Regions from separate parts of the Homo sapiens genome. Here region 2 is linked to region 1. Evidence: read pairs that join two places in POLR2A ChIA-PET (ENCODE). Cell type or tissue: PC-9. All regions are shown on one strand. Links, peaks and the distances in the headings refer to the core of each region. The heading gives the core; the rest is flanking DNA.

The links. Peaks named below come from ENCODE experiments on the same cell type or tissue, not always from the same donor. Only the 100,000 strongest peaks of a DNase experiment are listed, where the experiment ranks them.
Region 2: POLR2A ChIA-PET joins it to region 1 with 13 read pairs; 2 of 35 experiments call an interaction of 5 or more read pairs at or near these places.

Annotation. Positions count from the first base shown.
Region 1 is chr1:173,953,857-173,956,775 of GRCh38, forward strand. All of the region lies in intron 13 of RC3H1 (ring finger and CCCH-type domains 1), which reads right to left. Among named protein-coding and RNA genes, the nearest start is that of SERPINC1, 38 kb to the left of the region's middle. In PC-9, for the core only: no CTCF peak of the experiment used is centred there; no DNase peak of the experiment used is centred there.
Region 2 is chr1:174,039,140-174,042,058 of GRCh38, forward strand. No RefSeq gene overlaps it. Among named protein-coding and RNA genes, the nearest start is that of RC3H1-DT, 18 kb to the left of the region's middle. In PC-9, for the core only: no CTCF peak of the experiment used is centred there; a DNase peak (open chromatin) is centred at 1,432.

The sequences.
Region 1 (2,919 bases), core at 120-2,619:
GGTGAAACCCTATCTCTACTAAAAATACAAAAATTAGCTGGGCGTGTTGGTGCATGACTGTAGTCCCAGCTACTCGAGAGGTTGAGGCAGGAAAATTGCTTGAACCTGGGAGGCGGAGGTTGCAGGGAGCCAAGTTCATGCCACTGCACTCCAGCCTGGGCAACAGAGTGAGACTCCATCTCAAATAATAATAATAATAATAATACAGAGATCCAACAATCCCACTACTGGGCATTCATTCAAAGGAAAAGAAATCAGTATATGAAGGGATATCTGCACTCTCATGTTTTATTCCCAATAGCCAAGATATGGAATCAACCTAGGTATCCAGCAACAGATGAATTGATAAAGAAAATGTGGTATATATACAATGAAATACTATTCAGACATAAAAAAATAAATCCTGTCATTTGCAGCAACATAGATGAGCCTAGAGGACATCACATTAAGTGAAATTGGTCAGGCACAGAAAGACAAATATTTCATGTTCTCACTCAATGTGGGAGCTAAAAAGTTGAGTCACAGAAGTAGAGAGTGGAACTGTGGTTATGAGAGACTAGAAAGGGAATGGGGGGAGGGAAGGGGAGAGAGCTTGGTTAACAGATACAAAATTATAGCTACACAGGAGGAATTACTTCTAGCATTCTATAGCACTGCAGGGTGAGTACAGTTAATAATTTACTATATATTTTCTAAAAACTAGAAGAGAGGATTGTTTTTCCTGATTTGAAAAAATTATGTTTTTTTGAAGAAAACTTTTAACATCATAAACTGATCTTTATATACAATTTTATCCATTATTTCTATAGACCAATTCCATCCAGGTTTATTTACTTATTTACAAATGACATAAAAAATTTGGACGGGGCATGGTGGGTGGATTGCTTGAGCCCACGAGTTTGAGACCACCAGCCTGGGCAACACAGCAAGACCCTGTCTCTTTTTTAAGAAAACAGAAACATTTAAAATTTTCTACTTAGGATCTTGAAAGTCAAAATAAAATGGAAAGTATCTAGGATAGATTGACAAAAGAAAGGAATATCAACAAAATGATTTTCGATTTGAGGAAGAAAGAAACCACAATCTTAGGCTGGGTGTGGTGGCTCACACCTATAATCCCAGCACTTTGGGAGGCTGAGGCGGGCAGATCACGAGGTCAGGAGATCGAGACCATCCTGGCTAACACGGTGAAACCCTGTTCCTACTAAAAATACAAAAAATTAGCCAAGCGTGGTGGCGGGCGCCTGTAATCCCAGCTACTCGGGAGGCTGAGGCGGGAGAATCGCTTGAACCTGGGAGGCGGAGGTTGCAGTGAGCCGAGATCACGCCATTGCACTCCAGCCCAGACGACAGTGTGAAACTCTGTCACAAAAAAAAAAAAAAAAAAAGAGAAACCACAATCTTCATACAACAACAACAACAACAACAACAACAACATCACGTTTGCAGTAAGAGATGTTGGCTTTTTTTTTTTTTTTTGAGAAGGAGTCTTGCTCTGTCACCTAGGTTGGAGTGCAGTGGCGCGATCTCGGCTCACTGCAAGCTCTGCCTCCCAGGTTCACGTCATTCTCTCACCTCAGCCTCCCGAGGAGCTGGGACCGCAGATGCCCACCACCACGCCCGGCTAGTTTTGTTTTCGTATTTTTCGTAGAGACAGGGTTTCACTGTTAGCCAGGATGGTCTTGATCTCCTGACCTCATGATCTGCCCACTGTAGCCTCCCAAAGTGCTGGGATTACAGGTGTGAGCCACCGCGCCCGGCCAATTTATAAAGGAATCTTGAGATAAACACTATGTCAACAATGTTGTAGATACAAAAAGCAAGGACAACAGTAGATCTACCCAGCATTTTTCCTTGAAATAAAATCTGAAAATCATAAGGAGATATTTATTTAGCCCACAGGAAGAATGTTATTCCTACAATGTTACATAATACAAAAATTTACAATTAAATGTAACACTGCTCTCTTCTTCAAAGAAAAGTTGGATGACTGGCCAGGCGCAGTGGCTCATGCCTATAATCGCAACACTTTGGGAGGCCGAGGTGGCTAGATCATCTGAGGTTAGGAGATCAAGACCAGCCTGGCCAACATGGTGAAACCCTGCCTCTACTAAAAATACAAAAATTAGCCTGGCATGGTGGTGCATGCCTGTAATCCCAGCTACTCAGGAGGCTGAAGCAGGAGAATCACTTGAACCTGGGAGGTGGAGGTTGCAGTGAGCCGAGATCGTGCCACTGCACTCTAGCCTGGGCAACAGAGCAAGAGTCTGTCTCAAAAAAAAAAAAAAAGAAAAAAAAAAGAAAAGAAAATTTGGATGACTGTTCTGAATGACTTAAATGCTACCTACCTACCAGTCAAAGGGTGACCTGAAACTCTCTGGAAGCATCCTGCATTTCTGTAACCTTGACCTTCCAGCAGTGAGTATCACATACACAATTGTCCAAGGAAGAGAGGATTTTGAATGTTCCCAAAATAAATAAAAGATAAATGTTTGAGATGATATGCTAATTACCCTGCTTTCATCATTGCATATTGTATATATGTATTGAAATATCACTTTGGGAGGCCAAGGCAGGCGGATCACCTGAGGTCGGGAGTTTGAGACCAGCCTGATCAACATGGAGAAACCCCATCTCTACTAAAAATACAAAATTAGCTGGGCGTGGTGGTGCATGCCTATAATCCCAGCTCCTCGGGTGGCTGAGGCAGAAGAATCACTTGAACCCAGGAGGCGGAGTTTGCGGTGAGCCGAGATCGCGCCATTGCACTCCAGCCCGGGCAACAAGAGTGAAACTCCACCTCAAAAAATTAAAAAAAAAAAAAAAAAAAGAAAGAAAGAAATATCACTCTGTATCCCATAAACTTGTACAATTATAATGTGTCTACTAAAAAGATGTTAGTTCATGCACAGAAAGAAG
Region 2 (2,919 bases), core at 97-2,596, 85 kb after region 1:
TCAAAACTGTGGTAGAGCTGGAAATTGAGCTTGGCAATCTGCTGCAGGATCTGGACTGTGAAGTCATCCTGCTAAAGAGTAGGAGGAAAAACTGCCCAATATTGTTGAATATGCAAAAACATATTTTCCAGTATACTCAGTGGAGATTTTGGAATCAATCCAAGAGATCAGTTTGGTTTTGACCTTCATAAGAGGTTGAAGACTCAGAAATATTTACTGGGCTGAGTGCAGTGGCTCATGCCTATAATCCCAGCAATTTGAGAGGCTGAGGCCAGAGGATTGCTTGAGGCCAGGAGTTTGAGACCAGCTTGGACAACATAGTGAGATCCCTGTCTCTACAAAAAATAAAAAAAAAATTAGCCAGGCGTGGTGGTGTATACCTGTAATCCTAGCTACTCGGGAGGCTAAGGCAAGAGGATCACTTGAACCCAGGAACTGAGGCTTCAGTGAGCTATGATCGTGCCACTGCACTGCAGCTTAGGTGACAGAGTGAGACTCTGTCTCTAAAAACTAAATAAAATATAGAAATTTATTGAAGGTTAGAGCGAATTAAAAAATTCATCGGTGTTCTAAATCACCCAAAGAATATATGGGATACAATGTATTTCGATACCCTAGGAAAATAGCCACCAAAAAAAGCACATCCTTGGGTATTAACCAAGAGTTTACTTGTATTACAAACAACTTTATCTACTGAACAATTGGAGACTGTCTTTTTGTAGGCTGAGAGTAAGCATTGGGCCAAGCTTAAATCAGCTCTTGTTCATAAGGAGATAATGAAGGCTGGGTGTGATGCTGGCTCACACCTGTAATCCCAACACTTTGAGAGACCAAGGTGGGAGGATCACTGGAGCCCAGGAGTTCAAGACCAGCCTGGGCAATGTGGCGAGATCCTGTCTCTAAAAAAAAAACAGATCTTGAGATCCAGCAACACCTTTGGACACTTATTTCTTCCCTCAGGGGTTTATGTAATTTGTCCTGCATTCCTTTGTTCTACACAGTTGCCACCACACCATCTATGTTTCTCCTCACAAGGCTGTCTGAGAAACCATCTCTTCAGCCTTCTCTAACCCTCCTTGATTACCTTAGAAAAAAAGCCTAGAGGCCCTTTTCCTTTTTAAGGAATCACTGTTAATAGCTATGGGGAAACAAATTTGTAGGCAAAAGAAATAGATGAAAATGGGGAAGCAACAAATAATCACAAAATGTAAACAAGTTCTACAATTTTTTCCTAATATTTTACCAAAATGAGTTAATAGACTGGGCCTAAACTAGTTTTATCATAGTCCTACCCGGAACTTGCTTTTTGCATAATTGCTATTTTTTGAGCACTTATACACTGGGCACTGTCTGAACCATTTTACTCATCCTAGCTCCTCATAACATCCTTGTGAGGTAGGCACAGTTAGCATCCTATTTCATATGAGGAAACAGGCACAGAAGGGTTGGCTACTTGCCCAAGGTGACAATGAATAATAACAGAGTCATGATTCAAACTGCAGCTGCCTAGCTCTGAAGTCTACTCTCTTGACTACTGCACTATATGGCTTCTCTAGTATGGTCACATCAGGACAGATGGTTGTCAAGTGGAAGCGTGTAACAATTTGGGGCACTGAGTGGAAGTATGGCTTAAGGGTTGACTGTTCTGGCAGGCTCTCCTTAGCAGAATACTTGGCAAGATCACCACTGCCTGGTGACTGCTCCTCAGCTTTGGAGATTTGTAAACTGGATTTTCTCCATTACCCAGATGTGAATAGTGTCTTGAAGGCAATTCGCACTGACCAAACTCAGGACACTTATATACTGGTCATAATATCATAAGGCATTTCTCTTTTCATCATCTGGAAACTCTTACTGCTCTCTGGGGCTCTCTCTTCCTGCCATCAGGGGCCCTGGAAAACCAGAGTTTACTAGTGAGAATGGAATTGTAGCAAAGGAAGTAGAAAATTTGAGAGGTAATACACGTTGAGCATCCCTAATCTGAAAATCCAAAATCGAAAATCCTCCAAAATCTGAAACATTTTCAGTACTGACATGATGCCACAAGTGAACAATCCTACACCTGATCTCATGTAATGGATTGTAGTCAAAATGCAGATGCACAACACAGTTTATTCAGCATCCTCAAAGGAAACAAGACCCTCCCACTTGTGTGTGAATTCACTTTTGTGTAAATAAGTGTCAGAAAATTATTGTTTATCAATAGCACATAAATTTTGAGTCAGGAATGATGGTGATGCCGAACAAACACATATTGTCCACATGGGTAACCAAGACAGTGACACATTTGCTTTCTGACAGTTCAATGTACACAAACTTTGTTTCATGCACAAAATTATTTAAAATGCTGTATAGAATTAACTTCAGGCTCTGTGTATAAAGTATGTATGAAACATAAATGAGCTGAGCACCATGGCTAGCTCCTATAATCCCAGTTACTCAGGAGGCAGAGATGGGAAAATTGCTTGAGGCCAGGAGTTCAAGGTCAGCCTGGGTAATGTAGCAAGACCTCATCTGTAAAAAATTTTTTAAATTAGCTAGGTGTGGCAGCTTGTACCTGTAGTTCTAGCTACTGGGAGGCTAAGGCAGAAGGATCATTTGAGCCCAAGAGCCTATTAAGACTGCAGTGAGCAATGATCAAGCCATTACACTCCAGCCTGGTTGACAGGGTATTTTTTTTTTCTCTAAAAAAAGAAGAAGAAAGAAAAGAAACATAAATGAATTTCATATTTAGTCTTAGGTCTTATCCCTGAGAGATCTCATTATGTATACACAATTTTTTTTTTTTTTTGAGACAGAGTCTCACTCTGTTGCCCAGGCTGGAGTGCAGTGGCACAATCTCGGCTCACTACAACCTCTGCCTCCCAGGTTCAAGCAATCCTCTGTCTCAGCCTCCCAAGTAGCTGAGATTACAGGCAT